2 separate regions of the Mus musculus genome follow, and region 1 is linked to region 2. A link is a loop called in an ENCODE intact Hi-C map of the cell type or tissue named here. Cell type or tissue: left cerebral cortex. All regions are shown on one strand. Each heading gives the region's core, and the rest is flanking DNA. Links, peaks and the distances in the headings are about the cores only.

Evidence for each region. A loop is a pair of places that touch in the nucleus more often than their neighbours do. Peaks named below come from ENCODE experiments on the same cell type or tissue, not always from the same donor. Only the 100,000 strongest peaks of a DNase experiment are listed, where the experiment ranks them.
Region 1: it touches region 2 in a loop (2.7-fold over the local background); 4 of 42 quality-filtered maps call a loop at or near these places.

Annotation. Positions count from the first base shown.
Region 1 is chr12:38,134,297-38,145,547 of GRCm38, forward strand. It overlaps Dgkb (diacylglycerol kinase, beta), which reads left to right. Exons shown (of 26, transcript NM_001361686.1): 10 at 2,245-2,362; 11 at 5,109-5,197; 12 at 5,274-5,390. Among named protein-coding and RNA genes, the nearest start is that of Gm52011, 230 kb to the right of the region's middle. In left cerebral cortex, for the core only: a CTCF peak has its summit at 5,934 (motif pointing right); a DNase peak (open chromatin) is centred at 5,947.
Region 2 is chr12:38,338,067-38,349,317 of GRCm38, forward strand. All of the region lies in intron 21 of Dgkb (diacylglycerol kinase, beta), which reads left to right. It overlaps Gm52011 (a long non-coding RNA gene), which reads right to left. Exons shown (of 3, transcript XR_003950275.1): 3 at 8,203-8,213. Among named protein-coding and RNA genes, the nearest start is that of Gm52011, 24 kb to the right of the region's middle. In left cerebral cortex, for the core only: a CTCF peak has its summit at 4,653 (motif pointing right); a DNase peak (open chromatin) is centred at 4,677.

The sequences.
Region 1 (11,251 bases), core at 1,922-9,921, 200 kb before region 2:
CTGAGAAGGAAAGTGAGTGCCTTTATTTTCTCAGATAGAAAATAGAAGCAAGACCAAGGCAGCGCAGCGTCTTCACATTTGCACAGTGGGCCCTGATGCAGGTCTTTCCAGTTCTTTGCTCATTCCCTTAAAAAAAAAAAAGAAGCAAATTCCTTTCTTGCTAATAAATATTTATTTGTTATAAAAACATTAATAGGAATATATTCTGCTGATAGAATGAGACTGACTCTTTTTCTTCTACCAAGTTTACAATCTCAATAAGACAAGACAAGACATGAAAATCCAGAGAGCCGGGCTGCAATTTGCACTACTAAGAAGCAGTTGGCGCTTGGTTTCCATTTCTCCTCTGAAAGAGGCCACATACATATTTCATCTCTGGTATATTTGGGCAGTGCATCGGTCTAAGAGCTATAAAGCTATTTAATTTTTTTTTTTTTTTTGGTAAAGCGTTTTTATGCCCGGTAATGGATTTGTATATCACTTGCAGCCTGTAACATGGCTAAGTGTTCTGATTGACAGAACACCCACGTTCAGACTTGTTTATTTTTTGATAAGGAAAATGCCAGCTGACTTCATCCATATGTGCTCCCCAACAGGATGAGGCATATTCACATGGAATGGACAATCACTTGAGATGAAATGACAAGGAGTACAAAAACAGCAATAAATGTGAAAAGTCCAATGTTTCTCCTTTGACTTGAAAATCTTTTAAAGCAGTACACTGTTCCTTTCAAAGATTATTAAAAAACCAACAGTCTCATATTAACACTTTTACATCAAGATGTTTAAGTTTTAATAGGATGAAATAAAGCTATAGGTTATAAAATATAGGCAAGTTAAACATGTATTATCCTACTAAAATTATTATAACACATCCAAACCAGCCCTGGCTAAGAAATAACAGTGAACCTTATTTTTTAAATGGTGAATGAAAATGTTTAAAACCCTGACTCCTGATGTGGTTGCCAAGAGAACTATCACCATTTACTCAGTTGCTTTTGTTGAAACATTCTCATTCCTTTATCCAAAAGACAAACTTGAATATTGCTAAGAAATGGAGAGGGGTCTGAGATTAACCTAAGGTTGTAGGTAAGGGATCAGCTCACTGCAGCTCCCTTGGTACCTGAGAATCTCTGGGCCAGAGACAGTTGGTATATGACTCACAAGATAGCAAGCAATAGGCATTTCACAGCTCAGCTGGGTTGCCTTTTTCTCTTAGCCTGAGATGAAAGAATGTGAGCCTACTAAATGCAACACTTAGTATCAGACCCCAGTTCCAACGGCTTGGGGAACCAAACCTCTCTGTAGGGCAGAAATCTGTGTAGCCTGTTTTTATTAGCATGGGTACCATATAAGCTTGTCCTCTCATCTGGACATCTCCATAGTGCAGGGTCTTCAGTCATCAATTGTATTTCAAATGGCTGCTTGGGACAAAAAACAAGGCAGTGTTTCTGCCATCAAAACTTGCTAAACTTCAAGGGGCCGTTGACAAGTACCTCCTAGGAGGCATGTTCATTAATGTTTCATCTTACGATGCAAATTTGACATTTCTTATTCTAATGTGAGAAGTAGTTACTGTGGATTCATAGATATTATAAATCAGTGTCCTGGCTCTCACTGTGGCTAGAAGCATTATTATTAATATTTTATTATTAATAAAAATAAGATATGAGCTGTGTTATCTTTCTATAGTGCCCCTACACATAAAACATGCAATTACATCACATTTTTCTGTCTTACAAACCTACCCTCACTCTAAATTTTTTGTTTTTTGTTTTTTTGTTTTTTGTTTTTGTTTTTGTTTTTTTTTTTGTTTTTTTTTTTTTTTTGTTTTTTTTTTTTTTTTTGCCCAACACAAATCCACAGTTAAGTCTTTACAAGTTTCAATTTCTTTGTTCATTTGTTTATGGAATTGTGCTAAGCATGAGCTACTCCATGGCCACGAAGGCATGCCCTTGTCTTCACAGGGAGTTCTGTTTGGCGGGTCATCGTGGAGGTTGCTGGGTACATTAGACAAGATCTCATGGGTCACTGTAGCCTGTCAGATTCATTTCAGCGTCTCACCAGGCAAGAGAACACTTTGGTTTTCCTGAAGTCTCTGTGGCACTCTTGTACTGGAGAGAGCCAAGATGAAGGAACAGATTGTCTGCACACGCATCAGTCCTGCCTGAGCTCGATTGGCACTTGCAGAGTCCACTGTTTATTTCATTAAAGTGAAATCTGTTTCTTTCCCGTCTTCTGCAGAATGTGAAGGATGATGGACAGCATGTGTGGCGACTCAAGCACTTTAACAAGCCTGCCTACTGCAATCTCTGCCTGAACATGCTGATTGGCGTGGGGAAGCAGGGCCTCTGCTGCTCCTGTGAGTTCACTGGCTCTGCCTGATGTCATCACCTTGCTTGAAGGGGACACTGAGCTCATGCAGCTCTCCTGTTTGTGTGTCATACCCCAGGCCAAAATGCTTATTGTACATCTTTCCCTGTAGCTGCTCAATGTTCAGGTCACTGGCCAACTTCCTTTCAAAGGAAATAAATGATGTGTTCCAATTCCATGGGTATTTCTTTGTATTGTAGTTTAAATTTTAAGTATTTGTGCTTCTCATTTCTCCTTGGAGTATTTAGACATTTTTCACTGCTTTCTCATATATTCCCCTTATAAGTTAACCATTACAGCTCTCAGTTTTACATATTTATGGAGTACAAAAGTGGGGGGTATGTGGGTGAGTGGGGGTGTGTTCTCATGTCTATGCTTGCTCATGTGTGTGTGTGTTCATAATCTAAGATTAATATCTAGTGACTTTCTCCATTGCTCCCACCTTATATATGGACCCAAATTTTCGTATTGACTTATATCTCAACGACTTTACATTGCATCCTATTGCATCTGGGAGACTCTCTACCTCCAGTACACTGAGGTACTCACAGGTGGTCAATTTTTTAAATGAGTTCTTGAGATCTGAGTTATAGTCATTGGTAGCAAGTGCTTTGCCTGCTGAGTCACCTGCTAAATGCCTCTGGTATGTTACTTTACATAAAGGAAAATCTTCATATGAATATCAATATTGGAATATAAGGCATTATAAGTCATATTCATTTTGATATTTTCTGTTTCCTTGTCTTGCAAGATTTATTTTATTCTTTTTTTCTTTTTTCCATTTATTTTATTTTTATTGGATATTTTATGTATTTACATTTTATTTATTTATTTTTTATTAGATATTTTCTATATATGCATTTCAAATGCTATCCTGAAAGTTCCCTATACCCTCCCTCTGCCCTGCTCCCCTACCCACCCACTCCCACTTCTTGGCCCTGGCATTCCCCTGTACTGGAGCATATAAAGTTTTCAATACCAAGAGGCCTCTCTTCCCAGTGATGGCCGACTAGGCCATCTTCTGCTACATATGCAGCCAGAGCTGTTAGAGATTTGCTAAGAGAGTGTATGTAAATATGTGTGTAAGTTAATTTATAAAATCATCTAGTACTGATTTAATCCATAATATTTTTTACCTAAAATAAAGTTTATATTCTCTGAAATAAGGTTAAGTTCTCCACTGATCCAGCAATTCAGCCACATCAATTTCTGCTATGCAATATGCTTTAAGATTTTTTTCTCCAGGTATATTATTTAACATTAAGAACTATACTTAAGCCAGGTGTGGTGGCACACGCCTTTAATCCCAGCACTCGGGAGGCAGAGGCAGGTGAATTTCTGAGTTCAATGCCAGCCTGGTTTACAAAGTGAGTTCCAGGACAGCCAGGGCTATACAGAGAAACCCTGTCTCAAAAAACCGAATATATATATATATAATGTCATAAATGTATATAATTTATAAATGAATGGGATCTTTTTAAGGTTATATAACATTTATGAAATATCACATAAGAGAAACATTTCTGATGGTCATGTTGGAAGGTCCAGATATACTAGAATAATCTCCATGTTAAAACAAACAAATAAAACAATAGCAACAAAACTATCTCAGAACTTCTATAAATTTTTAAGGGTGTGAATATTTTGAGGCAGATATAATTGACTGAAACAAGATAACTTTCAAAGAAGAGGAGTGGTATAGTAGAAAGGATAGGTTTTTGCTGTTTACAAAATGGTTATTAGGGGAAAACTCATAATATGAGTACTACTATAAAATAAAATAAAAGATATGTGTTCTTCCTGGCTGTGGTCAGAACTCACAGACAGGATATCTTAGAGTTTTATTAATAAACACCATAAGCATTACATATATTTCATTCATATTTCAAGAAGTAGATTTTTAAGTTGTTGGTCTATTTCGTTTTAAACACTTTTTCTGTATATTTATGAATTCTGAAGTGGAACGGTCTTCTCATACACAAGTGCATGTGACCCCTACTAATATTCAGAGTGAAACCACAAGACGCAGAGATGCACCCCAAGTGTGTTTTTGTTTTGTGGCATAGATTATATACATACATTTATACATACATTTACTAGTATGAATGTTTTTTTCATATATATTTTTGTTTCCTGGCGCCATATGTTGCCTAGTGAAAGTGGTTGTTTGAAGAAACAATATCATGATGGAAAATGAAGGATGAATTTCCCTGAAAGTCTGGCACGGATGATGGAATCTATTCTCCAGCAGTAGACAAATCTACCATTTAAAGTTTAGATAAGCCAATAGACAAAGCAGTATTAAGCACACAGACATTTACTCCCATGCCTGCCAGCTGCTCTCATGCCTATACTTTATGAAATATAGACCTCTTCCTTCTAGCAAATGACACAAAGCCACTTGGCAGTCATCAATTTGTCTTTAATATTTTTGTCATCTGGGAATTATTGTGAAAAATTTGAGCAAGGACTGATTTAATTAAGCATTTCCTGTTCCTGCTACGCCATGACAGAGGAGCCTTGCCTTCTCATATGCATACTATTTCCTGTACTAATTGGCCTTTTGCATTCCATGATAAAAACAGCCGACTTGGACTTTTTTCCTTGATGCGGCTGATTGGATTGATTAGAGAACAGTGGATGCGAAATGAGCATCTGTTAATGCCACTCTTCCCTCGTAAATGTGCAATCAGGACCAGGGTCAGCTCTGAATCTGTGTACCTGTTTCCTTTCAGTCTGCAAGTACACGGTCCATGAGCGCTGTGTGGCCAGAGCCCCGCCCTCCTGCATCAAGACATATGTGAAGTCCAAGAAAAACACAGACGTAAGTCTGGCCACACAGGCTTTCCACATGTGTCACTATGGATAGCGCCTCTTACTGCCCTGTTATTCTGTTCTAGGTCATGCACCACTATTGGGTCGAAGGCAATTGCCCAACCAAGTGCGATAAGTGCCACAAAACAGTGAAATGTTACCAGGGCCTGACGGGCCTGCATTGTGTTTGGTGCCAGACCACAGTGAGTACCATGACAGCACTGTACCGGAAGGCCATCAATATTGGAATAAACCACCCAAAACCTTGGGCGGGTGGTGGTGGGGTGTTCTAATTTCACCTGCCAGAGAATCAGATGTGTCCTCATAGGACTAAGGATTTTAGAGATGGTGACTTCACAAGCTTTTACAGAAGGGCCATTGGAGTGGGTTCTAGCATTTCCCAGGAAAGCAATCAGAAACCACAAATGAGAGTGGGCAAACAGAAGAGGGTCATTACTGCCACACAAAACTATTTTCCCATGTATGTTCCTTACCTCCAGGTACTTTGTGAACTGCGACACAAGAGGTCTTGGTGTAGTAATGATTAGGGAAAAAGCACACTGGCCAAAGATTTAGGATACCACCTGGTTGACTGTCAAACTGCTTCAAATAAACTTGGGAATAAACATAGTTATTATATGGCACTACTATATCTTTTTAATTTCTGAAATTAGCATAAACAAACATTTCTTCCTTTTGAGCAGAATAGCTTCTTAGTTCTTCAGTTCTTTGCATCCTTTTACCAGAATAAACAGCAGAGGGCACTGTAATAGTTGGCAAATCAGGTTATGGTAGAGCTACAAGGTTCTGTCCAAACCTACAGGTTAAAAAGTATTCTTAAATGACACAAACAGAGAGAGAGAGACAGAGAGAGAGAGAGAGAGAGAGAGAGAGAGAGAGAGAGAGAGAAATAATTTAAAAAAATCAAGTTGAGTTATATTTCAAACTGAAATTAAGTGTTTGCAGATTTGAAGAGTTTGGTTATTATAATAAAATGTAAGAACATATCAATGCTCAATTTTAAAAAAAAGACCATAACAAAACAATTATATATATTAAAAATACATTTGGGAAACTAATTAGAAGACTATGTAATTTTTCTTGTCCCAGAAGCCTAGTTCCAGCCCCACAGCATTTTACACAGCATATCTTAATTTTAACATAGGCTAAAATTTTAAAATATCAGTATTGACTTTTTCACTTTTATCAGATTTAAAAGCAATATATTGAATATGTTGTGTTATTATTTTTACTATTCTTATTACTACTACTATTATTATTAGATTTTTTTTTATTCCTTAACAGATAATATTTATGAGTGCCTATTAAGCTTTAAAGACAGGAATTAACCTGCGTGGTCTGTAGCCCCAAGCTCTCCGGGGGGGCGTGGGGGAGGGTGTCAGAAGTTTGCTATTCGAGTCATTTCTTCCTCCCACTTTGTTTCCTGGAGTTTCTCTGAGTACTTTCAGAATTCTAACTTAGAGCAACAGTAGGGTCACCTTTATTAAATTTATTAATTTTGTGGCTAGTGTCAGAATATATTCACCTGAAAATATTTATATACTTAGTATTATTCATTGCTTTCTTGAGCTGCTTTATGGAAACGTTAGCCTAAGACTGTCCCTCAACTAAAGGTGCCTGATGTGACAGATCTCTAAAGAACCAAATGTCATCTTCACCCTCTTGGAGCCAGGAGAGGGCAGGAATGTGGTGCTGCCTGTAATGGGCTTTTTAAGGAACCACCTGAGTAGATTCCAAGAGAAATTTGCTTAAACAGAAGATCAGAGAATGAAGCAGAGCTGCACTTCAATCTTCCTCCAAAACCTATTGCTCACTTAGCATGACTTGAAATCACAACTTGAGAAACGCAGAGTACTAACATGCCCCGAGTCATTTATAAACTGTGCCACTGTATCCATTGATTGCCTCAGTCTGGGACAATATTCTTACACTGTAAAATAGAGTTGATAATACCTAACCAGTAGGATTGTTGTAAGGATTAAATGGGTAAAAAGTCAGTGTAGATACGTTTACAACTGGAGCACATACTTAGTAAATGCTTAGTGACTATTCTATCAACTTAGTGGGCAATACTTAAAATGAGATGTGGTGCCTATTGTGAACCCTGGTGTCCATGGGGCATGTCATGTGTAAAATTCAGGGTATGGCAGTCTCATCTTGGTAAGGATTTATAAATGAAAATTTCCCAGGCAGGCCTAGTCAGAATGACAGCTTGCATCCTTAAAGACCATAGGAAATTGTGTGGCTTCAAGCATCACTAACTTTTATGTCAAGGTCCATAGACTTGCATTTTCAAGAGCAACTCCTCAACTCTTACCCTGCTATTTACAAGTGCTGATCCTCAAATGATGTTTCCAGTTACTATGCGAGTTAGAAGTCAGGTTTTTCTTGTCTTTCACATTTTTCTCCTTCATATAGCCTAGTGCTAAGCCCTTACATTTCTTGCTTAAAATATCTCTCCCAGATCTGAGGTTTTGACTTCATGTTCCCAACCTTAGTGCAAGCTCTTAGCACCCCCTCCCCACTAGGTTAGAGTAAGAATCTCTTGGCTTATTTCCCTGACAGAAGGTACTTCTCCTATATGTAAGCTGCCATAGCACCACTAGAAAAATCTTTCCAAAATTGTAATTTGATATAGTATGTCCCCTTCAGCTATCTATAATAATTCCATGACAATAAATGCAACCTCTCCACCACTTACTTCATTTTGGTTTTGAATTCTACAAAGCACAGATTTAAGAAGCACAAGTTCTTGCATCCTCCTTCACCACTGAAGTCCCTGTTAGGCTGGGTATGTTCAAAGGAACCCCTGCAGAGGCCATGATTCATCCTCACCTCATATTTAAAATGTCCCATTCCTTGGACCGGACTGCACTAGTCTTAACTACTTAGTAGGAAGTAGGCTCAGTTCTTTATTTCCCTTGATGGTTTTTTTTTTTTTTTTGATGCTAATATTTTCTTCTTCAATTTATTTTATCTTACTTTACTTCCGTTCTTAAAGAAATACTGAGTTGTTCTCCAGTGGTTTCATTTCTGAATGACATCAACATTATACTTCCATTTGCGTCCATTGCTATAAGTTGGTAATACATGTTTTTCATAATCATCTGATGATCTTAAGGGAGTGCCAGGTTTCGAGGAAATTCTCAGGTTCTCTATAATGAGTCATATGGTAATCTTCATGTTAGATATTGAATCTCAAATGCACTTCATCTTTAAATTTTATCTCAAAATACATTTAAATAACTTATAATACTCAAATCTCATTAGACTGGTTAATAAATCTTAAAACATAAGTGATAAGCATCCATTCCTGCAGTTTTATATCAATGAAATGTATCTAGATATACTATTGCAGCCATCTTGTAGACCTAAAGATAAGTTCTAAGAATGCTGTAGCTCTTCTGTAAAGCATTCTACCTAACCTAGAAAATCGGTAAACACCCAGGAAAACAAAACACAAAACAAAACAAAACAAAACAAAACAAAACAAAGCAAAGCAAAGCAAAGCAAAACAAAACAAAACAAAACAAAACAAAACAAAACAAAACAAAACAAAACAGCTGTATCTCCTACTTAAGCAAATATTTTCTGTGCTTTCAACTTCATTCCTTTGAGAATGAAGGAACAAATGCTCATCTTGGTTTTCCTTTTCTTTTCCTTGCTTATGTCCTGCCACTATTGAGACCATGTTGCCAAGTCTGATTCATACCTGCTGCTGAGTGTGTCCTTGACATGGTCGTTACTCTGTGTATCAAGAAAAGATGACTTCTTGTCAGGCAGGAAATACTAGGATGTGAGGTTAATACAACTATTTGAGATTAAAAGAGAATGCCTATCATATTCATCTGAGTTACTAACTTGTTATCTTGTAAGAATGTACTTTTAGTGAAAATAATAAGCTCCTGACAATGACATTTTTCTCATTGTCAAAAGGTTTTGAAAGCCATAGACAGTTTATTATTTTGCAAATACCATCATTAATGAAATTGCCTGAGTTTATAAAATATTGATTTCATATGAAAGTGTAAACTAACAAATTTCTTTAAGTCATGTCATTGAACTTTTATTTGTAAGAGGGACTATTTTTTTGTATATGAATCACTAAATTCTAATGAATATTTTTCCTATTTTTCTTTTTCTACTATTCATTTCTACCATTAGCTCAACACCTCTCCATACCACACACACACACACACACACACACACACACACACACACACACACTTTTTCATCCAAACTTGAGACAGATTTTACTAATAAACATAGAGCTGGCTCTAAATTAGGTGCTACTGTGAGCTGTCAAATTCTGAAATTATTTCCAAGTGTTTAATTCAAGTCCAAGAAAAAGCTGGTTCATATTATTTGACTTTAGTAGATATATGCCTGTATCTGTTACCCTGAAAGATAGTTTCTGGGGATCTTAAAAATAAATTTTACTTTTCTACATGCCATCTTTTAAAAATATGGAAAGATAGCTGTGGACAACATTTTGAAAATGACTTTTGAAAGGCAAGAACTACTCGTCTTGGTAATTCTGTTCAAGAGTCAAGATGCATCTGTGATCTAATTCATTTCTAACCTCAAGGAAGACCCCTGTCTGTCTCTTCTTACCTTGGACCCTTGAAGACAGTCATCAGTCTTGGGCATCTTGCCAACTCTGTATATATCATAGATGCTGATGCATGGAATGGCATAGAAACAAGTTTTCCCAGCCTGATTGTTGTATTGCTAGCACACAATGCCACAAGCTAGGTAGTTTTTAATAGCGAGAGAGTTGCTTCTTATACTTTGGAGGTTGAGTACTTTCAGGTTAGGGAGCATGTCATATAAAACCTTTTTTTTTTTAACAGTCATAACTTGGAGGATGCCATTATATGTCAAGACAAAATAAGTATTTGTCTTTAGGCCTACTTCTGATTCATTGTACGGTTGCTAATTCTTTCAGGTATCTCTCTCATATGTCCATCTAGCTCAAGTTAGCTCCCTAAGGCTTCATCTGCAAATACTGTCAACATTTGAATTTAGGGATTGCTCTACATAGACCATAAAAAGTAGACTTAAGGAACAGTGCTGATCTAAGAACCTTGCTATGGTTGGTGATAGATTTTAACACATTTCCCTTTGTGATCTCTTATTGAAAAGAAACATACGCAGATTCTCAGAAAGCACACTATTAACAGTAACCTAAAGAAAACCAATTTATTTGTTTTAATTCTATTATGTAATTTCTATTTAGTTGATACGTGTATTTTTAACAGACTCTTGTTTTCTTTAGAACATTTTCAGTTTACAATGCAGCTAACACAATCATTTATTTATGACTGATAGTCTTGATTTGCAGCTTTTTTTATTTGTTTTTACTGTTTGGCTGGTTGGTTGGTTTTTAGTTTCTGTCTTGTGGACAGGTACATTTCTGGGCAACATGAAGCATCAGAGACAGTTGTTCCACAATTTCACTCACAGATTGTAAAAATGACCAGTTCTTTAAACATGTTGCCCACAGTTTTAACCTTTCCCTCTATATACAAGATCATGGACCAGATAGCCACTAGAATATACCTTCCAGATGAGATGTTTGAGTTTAGTTTCCATAAATATAAGGCAATACATGGCTAGTTCATACAAATCTCTTAAGGCATGTTCCTTTTAATATGTGCTCCTCTTTTACTAATGGGCAAGATGCTTCCTCATGGTATGGATCCTGCTACATGCTAATGCTTCTTTAAGACTAAACAGAAAAATTCAGAGATACTGGACATTCTGGCATTTAAACTTGAAAATAAAATACTGGGCTTAGTTAGGTCTATAAAGGCAGCGTCCCATGAGATATATTGAGTTATATCCTCACCTACTTTAGTCTCCTGGTCAATTGGATAATTCTAAGTCCTTAGTTCTTTCCATTTGGCCTAAGTGTAAAAATCCGATACTGATTTTACTTACTGTTTATATTGGAAATACATGAGATGGAAGAGCACACGAAGTTGTGACTCTAATACTGTCTGGGAGCTATGCTGGCCTGAGGGTGTGTGTTGCTTACCTG
Region 2 (11,251 bases), core at 1,342-9,341:
CACTAACATTTGACTCCTGGCACCCGAGAAAAAACGTTTGAGTAATGTCAAAACTAAACACCACCAGGTAATTCTATACTTCAACACACCATTGAAAAGTTGGTCCTCTGAATTTGATTAAATACATTTTGAAATATTAAAGAAGTATTCAAGTTTTTTCCTTAATATGATAATTATGTATTTATATATCTTCATTTTCCATAGCTATTTATTTCATGCTTAATAAATGTCAATGACAGTCCCAGAACCAACTATTAGGAGTCCCACAAGAAGACTAAGCTATACAACCATAACATAAATTCAAGGAGCTTAGGTCAGACCCATGTAGGTTCCTTGATGGTTAGTTCAGTCTCTGTGAGTCCCTTTGAGCCCAGATTAGTTGATTATGCCAAACTAATGTAACACCGTCAAGTAAGGCATGATCGAAAAGTTGTTCCTCTGAATTTGATTAAATAAATTCTGAAACAATTATTTAGCTGTGCAGGCTCTGAAATCTGTTCCCCTAAGTTCCTGGATGAAGCCTCTAGATGACAGTTATGCTAGGCTCTAGTCAATGAGTACAGCAGAATATTAATAAGAATAATTTCATTGACCTTTTTTATTGTATCTAGATATATCTTAGGTCTCTGTGCTATATAGCATCTGGTTCCTGGCCCTCCAGGCAATGTCAGGGGTTGGATATATATCAGGACAATTTTTATTTTACTTTTTATTAGATATTTTCTTTATTTACATTTTAAATGTTTCCCTTTCCTAGTTTCCCCTCCAAAAATCCCCTATCCTCTCCCTCCTCCCCCTGCTCACCAACCTACCCACTCCTGCTTCCTGGCCCAGGCATTCTCCTATACTGGGGCATAGAACCTTCACATGACCAAGGGCCTCTCCTCCCATTGATGACAGACTAGACCATCCTCTGCTATGTGTGCAGCTAGAGCCATGAGTTTCTCCATGTATTTTCTTTGATTGGTGGTTTAGTTCCAGGGAGCTCTGAGAGTACTGGTTAGTTGATATTGCGGTTCCTCCTAGAGACTGCAAACCCCTTCAGCTCCTTGGGTACTTTCTCTTGCTCCTTCATTGTGGGTGCTCACAGTCATCCATTAGACAGAGCACAGGGTACCCTAGTGTTTATCTTTAATTTTACATAAAGTTGCATGTGGTCTTTGAAAATTTTTACTTATTCACTTCTTAAGAAAGCATGCAGACAAGATTTTAAAAATAGAAATGGCTAATTTCAGAGATGTCCTCCCAAAATCCACAAGAATTATCTAAGTACTTTCTAATGTTTAACTACTATTAGCAGTTTTAGAAAAAAAAAAAAAGACCTACTCAGACCCCTAGTTTCTACCTACAAGTAAATTTTTTGGAAAAATAGTTTTCAAATGAAAACGGAAAGTAAATAACATCTTGTCCTGAAAAGTGTGGCAGCAAACATGTAATATATATAAATATAAATATAAATTATATATATACATATATATTAGTAAATTAGCTCCTAAAATGAAAAGAAATGAAACTAATTTAAGCAGCAATTAAAACTCCTTTTTATAGTCACCCTAACCCTAATTTATCAAAGATTTGATGTGCTAAAGTCTCAGAACTTAGTCCTCCTTGTGTTCTGATCTAATCTGTTGTTGTTGACAAGATCAAATTGTGTCCTGGACATGGAAAAAACAGTCTAAACTAATATACAATGAACAACCAACTTTTACCAATGATTATACTACCTTGATGGAAGTTGAGAGCAATATTGTTTCCTTCTTTTGTTCATGGGTAGTCTTGAGCCATCATTTGTAATTGATTAGCGTTCCATATCTTAATTTCTTAGTGTATATAATCTTAATGTCATCTAAGCGAGTTGATTTGACATGAAGCGTACCTGACTTCTCATCTCTACATGCAGTAGAACTCACTATATCAATAATATGATGAAAGTGTCATGTAGCTTTTCAGGAATAAGATCAATTGATACTTCATAGAAATCCTTCCAGGGAAAAATTTGAGGACCCCTGTTGTAACAGTTCTTTATAGGGCATATTAAATATAATATAAGTCTATCTTGAACTATTTCCAAAGAGGTTAATCACCTCATTATAAGGTAATTTTACCTAGAAAGTAATCCCCTGACATGGCTAATTGGAACTAATTAGATGCTCTGGGCTGCTTCTGGCCCCACCTAAGCATTACTTACTAATACCTTTCTTTTAGAACATATGTGATCACACAGGCATGCAAAGGATCAATTTCTGTCTGAACAAGGTTCATTCTGAAATATTAACATGGAAAGGCTGTTTTTCTGTGGGAGAAAAAGAAAGGATTCCTTACAGATAATGTTCTTTGAACAGAAAAATATTCAAGTATGTAGCATTTTCAAGTCTACATTTTCTTGTGTGCACTTTACATGAACCATATGCACGTGAAGTACATATTGTACCCAAGTAAACCTCTTCTATGCATTGATCAGAATTAGTTCTAAAATGGAAAGGAAACATCATTTTTTGAAGTTATTTCTTTATCATTCTTATCATTATTAATTATTTTATTTTTTTACATCACAAATAGTGCCCCCCATCCCGGTTCCCCTTTGCAGAGTTCTTCTCCCCGCCCCATTACCCCTTCTCCTTCACCTCTGAGAAAGCGTTTCTTAAATGGCTAAAATTTCTGGAAAGATTTAGAAATTAAAGGCATAAAAACCTTAATGTGAGCATCACAGTCCAGTTTCTCAGGAGGACCCACCTTCTGACTTTGCCCTCTGGTAAGAACCCTTTAATAGTGATTACCAACCAGTATGTACTGTTGTCAGTAGTCGCTATTTCACAACATTCTCACTGCCGCCAAACTCTATCTTCCCCTCTCTAATGCATCCATTCTTATTCCCAGGACTCTGATTCTCCCATGCTTTCCTTGTCCTACTTCTGTGACTGTCATTGGAAAACCTGAGCTAATCATTAAGACCAAACTTGTAATCATCCTTGGTGAACAGTAAGAAGCAGAAACCCTCACAGGGGTGCAGACAGCTGACCCCACTCCGAAGCTGACTCCTGAGTACTTACGGCCAGGTGTTTGAACCGCAGAGCTTGCCCATCCTGTAGTGACAGAAGGCCTAAAGCAGACAGCAGATCTTTACCTTTTCACTTAATAAATCCCTTAATGATGGTTTGGAGTGTTGCTCAGTTGGGAAAGTGCCTGGCTAGCAAGCATAAAGCCCAGAATCTGATCTTTATCTGCCAAGTAAAACGAGGTGTGATGGTGCACGTCTATAGTCCCTGCACTTGGGAGTCAGAGGCAGGAAGATCATAAGAGCAAGGTCAACCTCAAGTATATAAGATTTCAGCCAGGCGGTGGTGGCACACGCCTTTAATCCCAGCACTTAATATATATATATATATATATATATATATATATATATATATATATATACACACACACATATATATATATATTATTTCAAACCCAAACCAGTGTGTGTGCATATACATTAATGTGTGTGATGTATGCTTGTCTCTGTGTAAAATGTATATACATATATATTCGTATATATGTGTTAGTGATGATACATTCTGTCTGTCTGTCTGTCTCTCTCTCTCTGACACACACACACATCTTCACTAATGAAGTGTTATGGAAGAGCAGATTTTATGAAGTAAGACTAAGGAAATGTAAGGAAATGTTTTGATTGTTGCCTTGCTGAAGCTGAAGAGAATATGTCTGTGAAAAACAAGAGGCTGGAAATGGAAGTATGAACATGCAGAATGGATGAAAGCAATGCCAAGCAATAAGTCAATACAGAGGAAAGGCTCCCTATGGGGTGATGATGACAATGACTAGACCAGTTTCCTATCTGTTGGATATGAGATATTGATGCACCATCCATACCAATGCTACAGATAGCAAACCAATTGAACAGTCATTAGGTAATCTGCATGCTGGAGCCGATCACCTACTGCCATGATTGGGTCACTTTTGTCCCATTATTTGCAAAACTGGAGTGATTCAGCATGGAGTGAACTTAGCATGGTCTAAGTTACTTAACTTAATTTGGTTATTTTAAATATAATTGATGTGTTATGTTCAAGTTATCCACTTAATATCATTGCTAAATTATATTTCATACTTTTTGAAAAAAATTATTAAGTTTACTTTGTGATTGTTCATTTTTAGTTGATATATCAAAAACAATGTATTTGAATTATTTGGTTATAGTTTATTTAAAAGAGCTTCTTATTAATAAAGAATAAAATTAATCAAACATTTCAGTTATTTTAATATAATTAATGTAGAGATGTAATTTAACTGTGATCTTCAAGGTGTAATTGTATATACATTTTGGAATTCAATTTAAAATATACATTTTTAGTAAGTTCTCAATATGTAAAAGAGAGTGAGGATATCAGAAAGGAAGGGTTGAAGGAAGGAAGGGAAGGGAGAGAGGGAAGGGAAAGAGGGAGGAAGGGATGTAAGGAGAGAGGGAGGGAAGAAGAAAGTGGGAGGGAGGGAGGGAGGGAGGAAAGAAGGAAGGAAGGAAGGAAGGAAGGAAGGAAGGAAGGAAGGAAGGAAGGAAGGAAGGAAGGAAGGAAGGAAGGAAGTCACTTTTTATAAGTCTCTAAAAGATTTTTAATACGTTGGTGAAATTGTAGAATGCAGCCAGCAGAGGGCGAGAGCGCATATGCACTCAGCATTGCTGTAGTTCAGCCTGCTAGAGAATGTTGGATGAGTCCTTGCTGAATATGCTCACTGGCAAACTCATTGTTTGGTTGTTGCGTTGCCAGGACTTAGATTATTTACATCAGTAGTCCTTCTCATGTGGAAGTATGCAGTTCTTCTAACGAAGTGTAATCTGAGTTGTGTTTGAATGCCAGCCAGTATGCTTGAGAGTCTGTAATAAAGCGCCAATGTCTCAGCAGTGTGCAGCAGGAGGGCAAAGGACATCAATGCACCCCACCCCACTGACTAATTAAAGAGCTTTGATCACATTGGATGAACAAGCCAGCCTTAACACGTGGAAGGAGCTTTGCTGCAGTCAAACTGAAAGTCTTAGGGTTGATACACTGACTTAATTGTAGATTACTAACTATTAAAAAAGCCAAAGTATGAGATTATTTTCTAATTGGAACAGAGTGTATTCTTTAAAATGTTTCTTACTTTTTGTAAGTAAATATATGGAGAAATTAACTATATCAGCATTCCTGTGACACACTATGATGCTAAATTTATTTCCAATATAATTATAATTTTAGAATAATATTTGACAGATTTTAATAATATAATAAATACCAACTTCTATTTAAGTATATCTTTACATTCTATCTTTGATATGTTTGTTATTTCAATTCTTCTTGTATAGCCATTATGAAAGCAAGCAAAAAGTTTTAACACAAAAGCAAGCTACTCGCAAGCAGAAACTGTGGGCTACTGTTCATTGGAGGTGATTAAAATACTATTTATTCTAACAATGCAGGTTCTTTTCCTACCATTTATCAGTATGCTGTGATCTCTCCTTATTGTGGTATACAGCACGCTCTTCCATTTGTGTGTATTTGCACATATGATGTATCTATGTGGTGTGTGAAATCTGCTTGCTTTTAAAAGCTGGTAGGAAGCACATTTGCTTTTGATCTTCTGTGTTGTCAATGCTGTCACATCCCTTTGTGATCCGACACACTGAGCATGTAGTAAACACCTTAAAAACCTGTGGGAAGTTCATTTTAATGTGTAGCAGCATGAAGGGTTGCCATTTCTCTTTTTCATTCAATGAAGTTCTAGAGCAGTGTTATTAGCAAAGATGACTATTATTTCAAAAGTGACAAACCATCCCACTGGTAGGATATATTAGTTTACCTCTAAAGCTGTTCCTTGTCTTCCACAACAAGGTGATAATTGGGTTTTCAGATTAGAATAAAATAATCATGTCACTTATGGAGATGTCTGCTAAAACATATTGCAGCCTCATAAAAATTTGAAACAATTAAAAGCTGCAAAATATGAACTCTTAAAGTGATTGGAGCTGCTATCCCAAGTTAGTCTAAGACTGGCATAGCTCCCCTCTAGAAGGCTAACAGTTGGAGAAACACAGTAAAAGGCAGTTAACTTTACAAGATGAGCACCCATGTGGAGTTTCGCTAGAATATCCGCTCTGTGGCATTTTAATAGGAGCTGCAAAAACACAACTTATAAAGCCAAGCCACTAGTGACTTTGACTTTCCCGAGGCAGACCTTTTCAACTAGCTTGGGCTTGATGATAACACATTGGCCTAAGGCTCTGAGCATGGCTTCTCTCACTTTAAATAACCAAAGGTAATTTCCTCTCCTTAAAATTCACAGGGTATTGAAAAATTCCCTAAATCCATTTCCTGAATCAAAATGGAGACTGTTCAGTGCACATTCATTTCAGGTGCTTTTAAATGTTCTGACTCAATTACATTCAGTAGAGAGGAGAATGCTTGGCGGTGTCACATTGAGTGCATTGCATGGAAGGTTGGAGTTTTAGTTAGAAAATTAGTTCCTGTGCAAAGGTTATCTCTAGAGAAATATAAGTAACCACAGTGCTGTCCTTAAGGCCATTGTGGGGCATGCCAGTATCAAGTACTTTCCCTGCGTTTTTATGTACAGAATTATGTCATAAATGAAGTTATGGCAAGACATTGGGAAGATGAAAACAGGAGAGATTTTGTTGATAATACGCAAAATGCCACATCTGTTTTTATTCACTCGGTGCTCATTTCTTTGCTGGCGCATTTATACAGCTGTGAAAAGCTAGAGAATTTTGTACAAAACAATTTTGACAAATGTTCATGATTCCACACCAGTGAAATGCATTTTAATTTCATTCAGAATCTTCTGAGTACCGCGGCACATAAACAGCAATACAACTTATACTTATGTTATTTCTGCAGGTTTTAACTTCACTGTTCAATTTATGCAGCCACGTTGTCCTGATGCTCACTGAGAAATACGCGGAATTCTAATCAGAGTGTATAGAAACCAAGATGATATTGATGGTTTGGAAATGTGAACACGATATTTAGTTTCATAGATAACTTTTCCACAAAACACTTCATAAAGCCAAATAAGAAACACAAGCTTTTAATTCTTGTCTTTGTGAGAATCTAATTCTGCTTCTTGCCAGCTGTAAAAACTTGGGCAAATTATTTGCTATTTAGGAGCCTCTCTTCATCATTTACAACAATGAAGTAGTAATTCCTAGTCCTTACTATTGTTATGTTAAACTTAAATAAATAATATATTTGTGATAAAACTAATGTATTACCATCTCCCTTCCTCTTTTATTTTCACAGGAATTTGCTATATTATACGCCATTTGCTACTGTGGTGGCTTAAATTTGTAATCCTAGCACTCAGGAGGCAAAGGCATGAAAATTAGTAGGTCAAGCCAATCAAAGCTATGTATGAATTCCAGGCAAGACTGGACAACATGAACTCTTGTGTCAAAAACAGACCCAAAAAAATCACACAAGGAGAAAGCTGGTATCTGACTCCTGTGAGTGAGAAATCCTGAGGCTGTAAAGAAAGAGCACACAGGTCCTCTAAAGAGTGGTTCTCAACATGTGGGTTGTAACCCCTTTAGGGGCCCCTATCAGGTATCCTTAATATCAAATATTTACATATTCATAACAGTAGCAAAATTATACTTATGAAGTAGCAACAAAATAATTTTATGACTGGGTGTTGCCACAATATGAGGACTCATATTAAAGGGTCACACAATCAAAGTTGGAAAACTGCTACTCTAAAACTTAGGGAGGTGTGACTGAAATACTAGGTGATTCCAAGAGAATTAAAATTAGAGTTGGAAGTATTGGAAAATTTTAGAAATTAAAGCTTTGCATATATCGTATAGTAATCTGCCATGATATTTCTTGGGACACAAAGAAAAAAAATCAAACAATGTGGTGATGATGATGATGATGATGGTGGTGGTGGAAGTGGTATCAGTGGTAGTGGTGATGGTGGCTATGATGGTGGTGGTTATAGTGGTGGTGATGGTAGTGGTGATGACAACACTGGATAGGAGGAAGCATTATATTTTCTTTTTTATTATTACTTTTATTAGATATTTTCTTCTTTCCAATGCTATCCCAAAAGTCCCCCATAACTTCCCACCAACTACCCTACCCACCCACTCCCAATTCTTGGCCCTGGCGTTCCCCTGTACTGAGGCATATAAAGTTTGTAAGACCAATGGGCATCTCTTTCCACTGATGGCCTACTAGGCCATCTTCTGAAACATGCAGCTAGAGACCGAGCTCGGGGGGGGGGGGGGGGGTTGGTAATGATTAGTTCATATTGTTGTTCCACCTATAGGGTTGCAGATACCTTTAGCTCCTTGGATGCTTTCTCTAGCTCCTCCATTGGGGGCCCTGTGATCCATCCAATAGCTGACTATGAGCATCCACTTCTGTGTTTGCTAGGTCCTGGCATATCCTCACAAGAGACAGCTATATCAGGGTCCTTTCAGCAAAATCTTGATAGTGTATGCAATGGTGTCAGTGTTTGGAGGCTGACTATGGGATGGATCCCCAGGTATGGCAGCATCTAGATGGTCCATCCTTTAGTCTCAGCTCCAAACTTTGTCTCTATAACTGCTTCCATGGGTGTTTTGTTCACAATTCTAAGGAGGGACAAAGTGTCCACACTTTGGTCTTCGTTCTTGAATTTCATGTGTTTTGCAAATTGTATCTTATATCTTGGGTATTCTGTTTCTGGGCTAATATCCACTTATCAGTGAGTACATATCATGTGAGTTCTTTTGTGATTGTGTTACTTCACTCAGGATGATGCCCTCCAGGTCCATCCATTTACCTAGGAATTTCATAAATTCATTCTTTTTAATAGCTGAGTAGTACTTCATTGTGTAAATGTACCACGTTTTCTGTACCCATTCCTCTGTTGAGGGGCATCTGGGTTCTTTCCAGCTTCTGGCTATTATAAATAAGGCTGCTATGAATATAGTGGAGCGTGTGTCCTTCTTACCAGTTTGAACATTTCTGGCTATATGCCCAGGAGAGGTATTTCGAGATCCTCTGGTAGTACTATGTTCAATTTTCTGAAAAACCACCAGACTGATTTCCATAGTGGTTGTACAATCTTGCAATCCCACCAGCAATGGAGGAGTGTTCCTCTGTCTCCACATCCTCCCCAGCATCTACTGTCACCTGAATTTTTGATCTTAGCCAGTCTGATTGGTGTGAGATGGAATCTCAGGTTTGTTTTGATTTGCATTTCCATGATGATTAAGGATGCTGAACATTTGTTCAGGTGCTTCTCAGCCATTTGGTATTCCTCAGGTGAGAATTCTTTGTTCAGCTCTGAGCCCAATTTTTAATGGGGTTATTTGATTTTCTGGAGTCCACCTTCTTGAGTTCTTTATATATATTGGATATTAGTCCCCTATCTGATTTAGGATAGGTAAAGATCCTTTCCCAATCCGTTGGTGGCCTTTTTGTCTTATTGACTGTGTCTTTTGCCTTACAAAAGCTTTGCAGTTTTATGAGGTCCCATTTGTCAATTCTCGATCTTACAGCACAAGCCATTGCTGTTCTATTCAGGAATTTTTCCCCTGTGCCCATATCTTCGAGGATTTTCCGCACTTTCTCCTCTATAAGTTTCACTGTCTCTCGTTTTATGTGGAGTTCCTTGATCCACTTAGATTTGACAGTACGACAAGATAGAAATGGATCAATTCGCATTCTTCTACATGATAGCCACCAGTTGTGTCAGCACCATTTGTTGAAAATGCTGTCTTTTTCCACTGGATGGTTTTAGGTCCCTTGTCAAAAATCAAGTAACCATAGGTGTGTGGGTTAATTTCTGGGTCTTCAATTCTATTGCATTGGTCTACTTGTCTGTCACTATACCAGTACCATGCAGTTTTTATCACAATTGCTCTGTAATACAGCTTTAGGTCAGGCATGGTGATTCCACCAGAGGTTCTTTAATCATTGAGAAGAGTTTTTGCTATCCTATTTTTTTGTTATTCCAGATGAATTTGCAGATTGCCCTTTCTAATTCGTTGAAGAATTGAGTTGGAGATTTGATGGGGATTACATAGAATCTGCAGATTGCTTTTGGCAAGATAGCCATTTTTACTATATTGATCCCGCCAATCCATGAGCATGGGAGATCTTCCCATCTTCTGAGATCTTCTTTAATTTCTTTCTTCAGAGACCTGAAGTTCTTATCATACAGATCTTTCACTTCCTTAGTTAGAGTCATGCCAAGGTATTTTATATTACTTGTGACTATTGAGAAGGGTGTTGTTTCCCTAATTTTTTCTCAACCTGTTTATCCTTTGTGTAGAGAAACGTCATTGACTTGTTTGAGTTAATTTTATATCCAGCTACTTCATTGAAGCTGTTTATCAGGTTTAGGAGTTCATTGGTGGCATTTTTAGGGTCACTTATATATACTATCATATCATCTGCAAAAAGTGATATTTCGACTTCTTCCTTTCCAATTTGTATCCCCTTGATCTCCTTTTGTTATCAAATTGCTCTGGCTAGGACTTCAATTACAATATTGAATAGGTAGGGAGAAAGTGGACAGCCTTGTCTACTCCCTGATTTTAGTGGGATTGCTTGCAGCTTCTCAACATTTACTTTGATGTTGGCTACTGGTTTGCTGTAGATTGCCTTTATCATGTTTAGTTACGGGCCTCAAATTTCTGATCTTTCCAAGCCTTTTATCATGAATGGATGTTGGATTTTGTCAAATGCTTTCTCAGCATATAAGGAGATGATCATGTGGGTTTTGTCTTTGAGTTTGTTATATAATGGATTACGTTGATGGATTTCCATATATTAAACCATCCCTCCATCCCTGGAATGAAACCTACATGGTCAGGATGGATGATTGTTTTGATGTGTTCTTGGATTCAGTTAGCAAGAATTTTATTAAGTATTTTTGCATCGAAATTCATAAGGGAAATTGGTCTGAAGTTCTCTATCTTTGTTGTATCTTTCTGTGGTTTAGGTATCAGAGTAATTGTGGCTTCATAGAATGAATGGGGTAGAGTACCTTATGCTTTGATTTTGTGGAATATTTTGTAAAGAACTGGAATTAGGTCTTCTTTGAAGGTCTGATAGAACTCTGCACTAAACCTAACTGGTCCTGGGTTTTTTTTTTTTTTTTTTTGGTTGGGAGACTACTAATGACTGCTTCTATTTCTTTAGGGGTATAGGACTGTTTAGATCATTAACTTGATCCTGATTTAACTATGGTACCTGTTATCTGTCTA